Linked DNA regions of Homo sapiens: region 2 is linked to region 1. A link is a loop called in an ENCODE intact Hi-C map of the cell type or tissue named here. Cell type or tissue: endothelial cell of umbilical vein. All regions are shown on one strand. Each heading gives the region's core, and the rest is flanking DNA. Links, peaks and the distances in the headings are about the cores only.

Evidence for each region. Hi-C counts contacts between places; a loop is a spot of excess contacts. Peaks named below come from ENCODE experiments on the same cell type or tissue, not always from the same donor. Only the 100,000 strongest peaks of a DNase experiment are listed, where the experiment ranks them.
Region 2: a loop joins it to region 1, with 10 times the contacts of the local background. A loop is called at or near these places in 1 of 110 quality-filtered maps.

The regions. Positions count from the first base shown.
Region 1 is chr16:77,296,367-77,301,753 of GRCh38, reverse strand. It overlaps ADAMTS18 (ADAM metallopeptidase with thrombospondin type 1 motif 18), which reads left to right. Exons shown (of 23, transcript NM_199355.4): 17 at 1,350-1,491; 18 at 4,339-4,465. LOC124903727 (a long non-coding RNA gene) reads right to left here. Exons shown (of 2, transcript XR_007065122.1): 2 at 1-2,864. Among named protein-coding and RNA genes, the nearest start is that of SYCE1L, 100 kb to the right of the region's middle. In endothelial cell of umbilical vein, for the core only: no CTCF peak of the experiment used is centred there; DNase peaks (open chromatin) are centred at 2,833 and 3,543; H3K27ac peaks cover 4,424 bases.
Region 2 is chr16:77,454,244-77,459,630 of GRCh38, reverse strand. No RefSeq gene overlaps it. Among named protein-coding and RNA genes, the nearest start is that of ADAMTS18, 22 kb to the right of the region's middle. In endothelial cell of umbilical vein, for the core only: no CTCF peak of the experiment used is centred there; a DNase peak (open chromatin) is centred at 2,400; H3K27ac peaks cover 2,020 bases.

The DNA.
Region 1 (5,387 bases), core at 316-5,315:
TAATACTCCTGGAGACATTTAAGCCAGTAGCAAAATAGAAGTCATTTTGTACCATCCTAAAGAGTGATCTGGTGAAATGAAGGGCCTTGAACAGCTGCCACCCACCAAACTCTAATGGAGGTGGGATCCCACCCGAGGGAGACAGAGCCAGGGGTTCCTATTTTTTAACTGGCAATCAGCTTTGCCTCTTGGGCATGAATGCCCAGTTCTAGTGGTAAAGAATTTTCCACAAGATTCATGGAGTGGGAAAGAACCAGCTATTTATATTCATGCTTTCAGCTTGGAAAAGAAAAAAGAAGAAAGAGGAGTAGTTAAGAGGGCATTAAGAAGGCAGACAGATGCTTTTCCTACATCAAAAACAAGGTGATACATTGCATTGTGTAGGCACATTTTGGTTGGTGGCTTTACTTAAGCTCAGTCCCTAGTCACTTGTGTGATCTTGCACAAGTTCTTTCTCTCCAGTTTTTTTTTTTTTCAATGAAAATATAGGCAGCTACATTATAGAGTTGTTAGAAGAATGTTTTATGATGCATTAAGAATGGCTGCAGAGTGCTTGGCACTTGGGAAGTGCCCAATATGTGATTGCTCTTATTTTAGTAGTCAGACTTTATGGGATCAGATTTATCCTAAGTTGTTGCCTTTTTGGAGGTTAAGTCTATTCTAATGCATGTATTCCAATTGCTGATTCTGAACATGTTTCTTTTCTTCTTATCTGCTCATCCTAGCACACAGTTAACAAATTCTCTTTGGGAAAATTTTCTATGGAAAGTATATTGGAAACACATTTGGATTCTGAAGTTGATGATAGCAACTCTAAGTGGGGGTATTCTGTGGGTTTTGGAGTGTTTCCCTTGTTTCAACTTCCACTAGCACCCAGGAGAGAGCTTGTAAATTGTGACCTAGGATAGATCATAAAAATATATATATGTAGATTCAGTTTTAACTATTTTCTGTAGGGTACGACTATGTGTGTTCACCATGCTAGGTTTTTAAGTTAGGGTTTAGACCCAACAGTATAACCTTTCTTTCTTCTTTATGATACATATATGTGTGTGAGTGTGTGTGTGTATGTATGTGTTTGTGTATACGTTATGGGCTTATGGCAAATGTCAATCGTGTTTTGCTCTTTAGCATCTACCTAAATCACAGTTTTGATAACATGAAGGGACACATTTTAAAGTGTCCTGGGAAAGCTTTAAGTCAACATAAAACATACTTGGGAACAATGAAGTATACCAATGTTAAGGTCAAAATGTCATGTAAATATCTTTAAAATGTTCAGTAAGATTTCTGGAATTCCAGGGTCTGACCTGTATCTTGATCTCTGATTTTTATCTTACACTGTCCAGATTCTGATGCAAGGCAAAAATCCAGGGATAGCTTGGAAGTATGCACTTCCCAAGGTCATGAATGGAACTCCACCAGCCACAAAAAGACCTGCCTATACCTGGAGTATCGTGCAGTCAGAGTGCTCCGTCTCCTGTGGTGGAGGTAGATGATTTTCTCATTCTGTCTCCAAAGTCTGTCTCTCTTAAAACAGGTTCTTTCACTCCAGGCGTCTTTAACATAATATGGTTTAAATAAGCCACCCAAGAACTGTCTTTTATGAGAACCATCACCATAAAAGCAAATATTATGGCATTAGTTAAGGGTTTTCCTATGTGGTAAGGAATCAACTCTCACAAAGCTCAAATCAACCACAACCAAGGCTCAAAAGTTACACATCTAAAACTTATGGGAAAAACATATAAAATATATTGAATTATTTACAAATAGAAGCATATTTATATTATATATATATGTTTAATTTTCAGCTTTTAGTTTCCGCCAGTCTTGGCTTTTCTGTCATTATTAACCTTCCATTTGGAAGTTATAAAAGCTAGGGTCAAGGCAAGTGAGGACGCATACATGGCAAACTTAAGATGTCTATCTGAAACATGGATATCCCCTCAGGGGTAAGGTCAGCAAAGGTTCTCTCACTAGAGGAATGGATTAAATCTGAGACAACCCTTGCAAGGAAGGAACAACAGCAACCATCTACTGGGTGAGTAGAAGGAAGGCGTTTTATTTAGATGTGAACAATGTCACATATTTGGGGGTTAAACCATTGTCACACTTGCTCATTTGGGAGGAAGAACAAGTGCCCAAAATAAGTTCCTGAAACCACAGCATGAATGTTGGTCTCTCATTTCCTATTATTCAGAGCACCTGGTGACAGTGAGACTTCCTACTGGTTCCATCCCACTAAGCATAATAAGGCTTAGAATCAGAGACAGAGCAAAGATACAGAAAATGAAGAAATTCTTATGTCTGAAAGGCCTATCTGTAGGTCCATGCTAATTAACAAAGTATGAAAAAATACTTTTTTAGGATACATATATAAAATAATTAAAAGGTAATACATTTTCTAGTAATACCCATTTTAAAAGCAATGGGCTATTAAGAAGAAAGGTAATCCCCATAATTTGTAAACAGGCAATAGCCAATGTTAATATTTTGATCTATATCATTTGTTTCCCTAGGCACATGTAAGCAAACATGTGTTTGACAGACTCACATACCGTGAGTATCATTTTGTATCCCTCTGTACTGAAATCATGTTATAGACATCTCTTCACACTGTTTCATTTAGTCACAGATTATGAGGTCTTTCTCATATCCAGTGTTTCTTGAGAACATTTCCAATAGCTTTCTGGTATTCCAGGGAGAGCACAGTGCCTTGGGAAGGAGAGAAGTTTGATTTGCTTTCCACTTACAGAATCTAAATCCAGCCAAGAGGAGGATGCAGAGGAAGCCAGTTGTGAAATTCTCGCCTTGCCCTGCCTTAGCAACCCCTTCGCATGACTCACAGACCCTGGTGTGTCCTGTGTCCAAGAGAAAAAGAATTCAGATGAATAAGTCCTATTAAAGTCAACGGTTAACTTCAAGGAATGTTGATTTTTTGTTTTTGTTATTTTTTCTTGAGATAGGATCTCACTCTGTCACCCAGGCTGGAATGCAGTAGCACAATTACGGCTCACTGCTGCCTCGACCTCTGGGGCTCAAGCCATCCTCCTACCTCACCGTCCTAAGTAGCTTGGACTGCAGGTGCCTGCCACTATGCCTGGCCCGTTTTTTTCTTTTTTATAGAGATGGGGTTTTGCCATGTTGCCCAGGCTGGTGTCAAACTCCTGGCCTCAAGCAGTCCGCCTTCCTTGACCTCCCAAAGTGCTGGGATTATCAGTGTGAGCCATCGTGCCCGGCCTTGATGTGGTTTTCGTAAGTGCCTCCTGAAAGCAAACCTGCTTCAGCCCCAGGAGCTGGACTAACTGCTAATCATTATAGCAGGAGTGACTTATTCTTTCTCAGATTATATTTGAAGACAAAGTTCCAATGTAAATAAAAAACACAATTCAAAGGGGAGGCAGCATCTCTATTTGGGGAACTAAAAAATACAATTATTCACACATTTTTAAAAAAATATATGCCCCTGATAAGAAGTCCTGAAATTAATGTTGAAAGCAAGGCAGTGGGATGCCACTAAGGAAGCAAAAGCAGAGGCCGGGTGCAGTGGCTCATGACTATAATACCAGCACTTTGGGGGCTGAGGCCGGTGAATCACTGAGGTCAGGAGTTCAAGACCAGCCTGACTAACATGGCCGTCTCTACTAAAAATACAAAAATTAGCTGGGTATGGTGTCACACACCTGTAATCCCAGGTATCTGGGAGGCTGAGGCAGGAGAATCGCTTGAACCCGGGAGGCAGAGGTTGCAGTGAGCCAAGATCACGCCACTGCACTCCAGCCTGGGCGACAGAATGAGACTCCATCTCAAAAAAAAAAAAAAAAAAAAAAAAAAGCAAAAGCAGAGCCCTGGCTGATAGGTTTTAATACATATTTAGTGAGTTCTACTCTTTGCTTTTATGTGCCCCATGCTCTTAAGAAGTATGAGATATTTCATGTTAAGGCAAAATCTTAGGGTTTCCATATATAACTCACGAATGGTTTTTCTTTGAAGAACATTAATCTGATAATAAAGTTTGCCTGGGATGTTACCCTTTATAGTCATTCTGTTTTCAAAAGGTTGTATTTATCAATTTATGGTTCTAGTATCCACATCAGTCTTGAAAACCAATAATCTACATGTTACAATTATTAAAATATAAAATATATTATTTTAGGGAGGGGAATGGAATTCAAATTAGTTGCAAATTTCATCAAAAGGAAGCGTTCCACAAAATATTTGGATTCCATATCTGAAATAAAATATCACAATGCTGGTAAATCAGAAGCTAAACTTAGAACCAAATTGAAATAATAATCTGTAATTTTCACTTTGTCACTTCTGATGTCTTACCAGGTTACATAAATGTAAAGGCCATTTGCTTGCGAGATCAAAATACTCAAGTCAATTCCTCATTCTGCAGTGCAAAAACCAAGCCAGTAACTGAGCCCAAAATCTGCAACGCTTTCTCCTGCCCGGCTTAGTAAGTCATTTGGAAGTGTCTTTTTGTTTAGTTTTGTACTTGTATGCCTTCATTGTTGTTATGAGATGATGAAAGCTCACTGTGAATACTGCTAATGGAAAGTGATTCAAAGGTAGACGCAATACTTTAAAAAGTAATAGAAGATGATGAGCTAGGCATGGTGGCACGTGTGTGGTCCTAGCTACTTGGGAGGCTGAAGAGGGAAGATCAGTAGAACCCAGGAGTTCCAGGCTCCAGTGAGTCATGATTGTGCCACTTACATATTAGCCTGGGTGAAAGAGTGAGATCTTGTCTCTAAAAGAAATTTTTTTAAAAAAGATGGTTGAAGTTTACATTTGAGTTGAAAAATACAAATTTACTTTTGGTACTCACTTGACTTTGGCTTGATAGCCAGGAATAAATTTACTGGCTATTTAAAAGCAAGCTTGCTTGGGATATGAAGACCTCTTTTTTTTTGGAGGGGAGGAGGAACAAGGAGTCTCACTCTGTTGCCCAGGCTGGAGTACAGTGGCCTCATGATAGCTCACTGCCACCTCTGCCTACTGGATTCAAGCAATTATTGTGCCTCAGCCACCTTAGTAGCTGGGATTACAGGTGCACGTCACCACACCTAGCTAATTGTTGTATTTTTAGTAGAGACGGGGTTTTGCCATGTTGGCCAGGCTGGCCTCAAGTGATCTGCCTGTTTTCAGCATCCCAAAGTTCTGGCATTACAGGCGTGAGGTGCTTTTTTCTTTTAACCTTTGCATAGGGATTCCTCTTCTCTGAATGGAATCAGACAGATATTTAAATAACACAGAATCCTAAATTAGTTCAATTTGCGTGCGGTTGTGTGCCTAACTTTTTTGTAAATGGTCCAAGAATTTAAAAATCATAATATTATGCGGGCCATGAAACCCCAAATGCAAAATTACACAGTAGC
Region 2 (5,387 bases), core at 52-5,051, 160 kb before region 1:
GAACTTCATATTTGTTCTCATAAGTCCTATGGCAAGGATACTGTATTCCTCAATTTGTAGATTCAAATAGATAGAGACTCAGAATTTAAGGAACTTGCTCAAAGATTAATGGCTAGCAAAGAGCCAAAGTGAGGTTTGAGTCTAGAACCGTGGTTGCTTAAGCCCAGACTCTACTTTCTCTTTTAGAGAAACCACCCAAATTTAGCATTGCATTCATATCTTTCAAACATTATCACATTATTCTACAGAAGAGGTAACACGTACCTATGTGGCTCTCCAGATACGAGAACCAAGGTCTTTGGTGCAATTTCTTAGGGCAACCAATTTATGCTTCATTTAAGGAAGAGGTTATAATGAGTGGAATTATTCAGCAGTGCAAAGATTTGTTCACATATATCTTGAATTTTCTTTTATTAGAGCTGTTTAAACAGAGATAGAAGATCATCTGTCATAGATATGTGGAAAAGATTCTTTACTCTCTCTTACTGACAGAGAGATCGAACTCAAAGACCTGCACCATCCCTTATAACACTAATGATGTTGAGTCTGTAATCCAAGGCCACAAGAAACTCAACTGTATTCAGAAAGAACGAGTTTGCCAACTTCTCTTCTTTAGTACTGTTAAGCTTCTGCTGTTCAATCCCATGTAGCATTCCAGGTTGCTGGAATTTGGTTTGCAGCTTCATAACTTGGTAACCTGTGACTACAGCTCAGTTACCTGAACCCTCTAGCATGAGTTTTCACGTGTCCACAATGGGGATGATAATAATGTCTTCAAATATTGTGCAAACATTAAATGAAACATTGATTTAAAAATACTAAGCATAATCCCAAGACCATAGCAAAATTACAGTAACTGTTAATTATTGATAGTAATAGTGTTAGGACTATAGTTATGATAAACAGAGTGACTACAGAAGTTTGCTGGGGGTTTACGTTTTCATTTTCTTTGTCTTCTCTCTCTCTCACTCTCTTTTTTTAATGCTTCAAGGATTTCAGGCTATTTAATGAGGCAGTTTGGACCTTGAGTGGACCAGGATTTCTGGGGTGCTGCCTTTCCTGTGACTCTCCTGCACAACTGACCTTAGAATCGAGACAGCGCTGGAAGAGCCCCCATGGTTCTGAGGAGAGAAGGAACACAAGCATGGAAATCCACTTAGTTTCACTTAGTTCAGCAAACAAATCAAGAACCATGAACCCCTTCTTTTTGTCTTCTTGCCATTTTTATTCTTATATGTCTTGTTAATCTTTGATATTTACACATGAGGCATGTTCCTTTTCACATATCATTCAAATAGTTTGGAAGTGTGTAAAATATAAAATAGGAGTCCTTCATCACCCCATATACTCAGTCCCCTCCTCAAGATGCACCTTCACAAATCCTCAATACCCTAAAGGACAGTGTGGTTGAGAATTTGATATGTATCCTTGCAGATGTATTTTTTTCTTCTGTCCAACCACAAAGAGTACCCACTTCACTGTTTCACTTATAGCCCCAACAATCATGTGAAGGGTTACCACTTTCCTTATGATGAATATAAAGATCATAAAGGTAGAGTGAGTGGCATACTGCCGTTATAGGCTGTATGTAGCAGTCAGGGTTGAAACTCTGACCTTGCTGTCTAAATCAGTGGATTCTTACCTCAACACCAGGCTGCCTTGGGGTTGTGAAAACTAGCCTTCTGAATGATGACATTAAAAAATCATTAAAAAAGAATATATGAAATCAAAATTGAATTCATTAATATTGGCCACTGAAGCTTCCACATTTAAGAGAAAACTAATCTTATAAAACTCTGTGAAAAAATATATAATCAAACCTTTTACTATCCAAAAATGTGTCATAATTATTTTCTTTAAAATGGAAGACAAAGCAATAACACTGCTAAATTTTTAAGAGCCAATTTAGACATTTTGGTATCTTATGTTTGGAATGAAGAATGATTTGATACATTCTCAGCTTCTAGCTAGTTTAGTCTTTTCCTACCACCAACTCGTGGGAGGAGTTCAATACACTGCAATTCAGAGGGAAGAAAATGTTTGTCTTTCTTCAAAATACTTCCTTTTTTAGGAGTTGTTTATTTAATAATCAGAATAAGACATTTTTTGCAGGCTTGGCAAGTGGCTACCAGTTTCGAGTTCATTCTGATTTGATTAATTGGACCACAGAGAAGACACGGGAGTAGAACTGACTAGATGTTTCCATTTTTTCGAAACTAAACATTTGGGTGCTGCTGCATTTTTTGCCTGTGTACACGAGACCACAGTGTTGTTATATGCTCTTAAATCCACTGTTGAATTTAGAACATTTCATGTTTTATTTTGTGACGCCTTTCCTTCCTGATGAGTAACCATTTGATTTTAAATTCAGAGCTCACTGTACATGAAATGTGCAGACCTAGGGTGACATGTCTATGACAAGTCCTCAGTGTGGCTAACAGGCTCTCCCATCTGTCACAGGATGACATGTGGTCAGGTTATACAGACTGGAGTTTCCCAGGCAACCGAGTCATGCCCTATGGGGATTCCTTGGGAAGTTGAAAAAAGAAGTTGGAGATGAGAGGTCTGGAGCCACCACGTCTCCTAGCCATTGTTTGCTTTCTTTTGTCTTTTCTCCTGCATTCCCCATGGTCATTCTCACCAGAGTCTCCAATGTGGGGAATACAATCCATTTCTGGTGCTCCAGAACGTTCTTGGGGGCACACAGAATTTTTAAAAACTGTAATAGTTTGACACTTTAGACTGTTCTTATAGTCACATTAGATAAAATCATTTTAAAGTTTGTAAAGTGAATCATAAATATAAGTAATGTAAGTTACATAAATAGAAGTAAATAGTTCAGGTGGTATTTGGCAAAACAAACAAAACTGAGGTCAGCACACAAGCCATTGGACTCGGTTTCCAAAATCTCTGCTATTCTAGTTTTTTTCTTTTCTGAAAATTCCCATTGTTTTTCTTATTTCTTAACAACAACAATAGTAATGATACCTAAAATTGAAAGCTTCTTAAGCTGATAAGCAACTTCAGCAAAGTCTCAGGATTCAAAATCAATGTGCAGAAATCACAAGCATTACTATACAGCAACAACAGACAAGCAGAGAGCCAAATCATGAATGAACTCCCATTCACAATTGCAACAAAGAGAACCAAATACCTAGGAATACAGCTAACAAGGGAGGTGAAGGACCTCTTCAAAGAGAACTGGAAACCACTGCTCAAGGAAATCAGAGAGGACACAAACAGACAGAAAAAGAATCCATGCTCATGGATAGGAAGAATCAATATCATGAAAATGGCCATACTGCCCAAAGCAATGTATAGATTCAATGCTATTCCTATTTTCTTTCAAATTCACAAAATGTGTATATATCTAATTATATGATCTTCTGTTACTATTTTTTTTTAACAAGGAGGAAGAGTTATTTGTTGGCTAGAGGGAGAGACTTATAAAATTGCCCCCCAGTTCATGTTAAGAGAGCTTAGTCTGGAGTCATATAAGCCTTTTTGTTAATCTCAGTTTCATCATTCCCTAATCTACTGGCCTTGGGTTAGCGGCCTTGGATTATCTGATCTTTTTGTACCTCAGTTTCTTTCTCCACAAAATGAGGAGAGCAACAGTACCTTCCCTGTAGAATTACTGTAAGGATTAAATGGCTACTGCATAAAAAAGGCTTAGCATGGTTCCCAGCACACAATGTAAGCACCCGATAAATTCTAGTTATTGTATGTTCTTCTCATTATCATCATGTTTCTAAGATGCTACTAGTCACACAATACATTCTTTTTCACAGTGGTTAACATGTGAAGAGAAGCATATTTCAGAATGATGGTGCATGATATCTCTATACTGAGATTTTGGAGCCATTATAAATACTGTCAGATTGCATTATTCATTAGTATTATCCTTTTTAATTTATGAGATTCCAGGCAATATCCTTGGTTCCGTGACTTCCTCCAAAGTAGAGCCAACTCATGCCTGTTGACTGGGAACACGTTGGCATTAATCTTCAAGTCATTGTTTAAGAGATGACATTTATGACATGCCACTCCCATGTTCTCAGAGGGTCAAGCAAAGAGAAAGTGAAATTCCTTGAATCAATCCTAAGAAAATATTTATTTCTATCCAAAGATGCAATAGTGTCATCAATTGTTCTTTATGTTTGTTTTCTAGTAACAACCCTGGTTTTTAAAATTGTTACATTTCAGCCATTAAATGGATAGGCACTCAATAAAATACAATGACAATAGCTCTCAGGTCACTCTCATTACTATTTCTTTTTTAATCCATGCAGATGTCTGATGCTAATTAAAATGTTAGTATAAAGAGAAGGCTGGTTAGGCTGATGGACCCAAGTGTTTGCAATGAGAGGTCCCTCTTACTTTTGCTGGGTTCACATAAACCAGAATGTATGAGTTCAAGGTTACTTCCAACCTCCTAGAAACACCTCATTTGTCCAGTCATGTTGGTGTCTCTTATAACTTTTGATATTTTTTGCCTTTTTAACTGTGTCGTAAAAGTGCATAGGGAGATGATAGCTCTAAGAGATGAGGTCTCTCAAACTAATATGGACTTTTAAAAATTGTAAGTGTAGGCAGGGTGAAAAAGTTCAGTGGAGAAATTGCAAAATCCATCCTGAGATGTGTAACACAGGGTAATACAGGGTTGCTTTTACTTCCCTAGAGAAAAGGAACACAACACAGATTGTCTAATCTGTCTTAAAAAAAAATCATGCCTTAATATTTCCCATTTCTTTGATGAGATAGAGGCTTAAAATTCATGCTCCAGGTTACTCCATGAAATGCATAACTCACACGTACGCCGTCTACTCCGCCCTGACTCCATTACTCTTAATACAAATGGGATTTCAGAAAAAATAATTATATGAGAAAGGAGATAGTTACCATTTATTCAACCAATGATTTATTCATTCATGACTCCCATAAATAACATTAAGAGCCAGCCTTGTGCCATCCACAGAGTAATAATTGCTAAGTTCACTGAGCATTTGCTAAGTGTCAAATATTACATTATTTAATCCGCATAGTACATACATGAGATATGAACCACCTTCTTTCCATTTTACAGACAGGGAACTGAGGCTTGGAGGAATAAGAAACTTGTTGAGATGGCAGAGCCAGACCTTGAATCCAATACAGTCTCTTTCACTCTTATTTTTTCATCCTTTTCCCTCCTTCTCTTCTTTCTTCTTCATGTTATTATAAAAAAATTTTATTGCACTTCTGCTACACGAGTCACAGGTACTGGAGTCCCTCCAGGCTGATCCTGAGACCTGTTGTCTTCTCACTTCAGACTTTCTTTGTAAGCTTCAACCCTGAGACTTAGCTGTGTGAGTCATGCCACATTTTGATATCTTCAGCCCAAACCT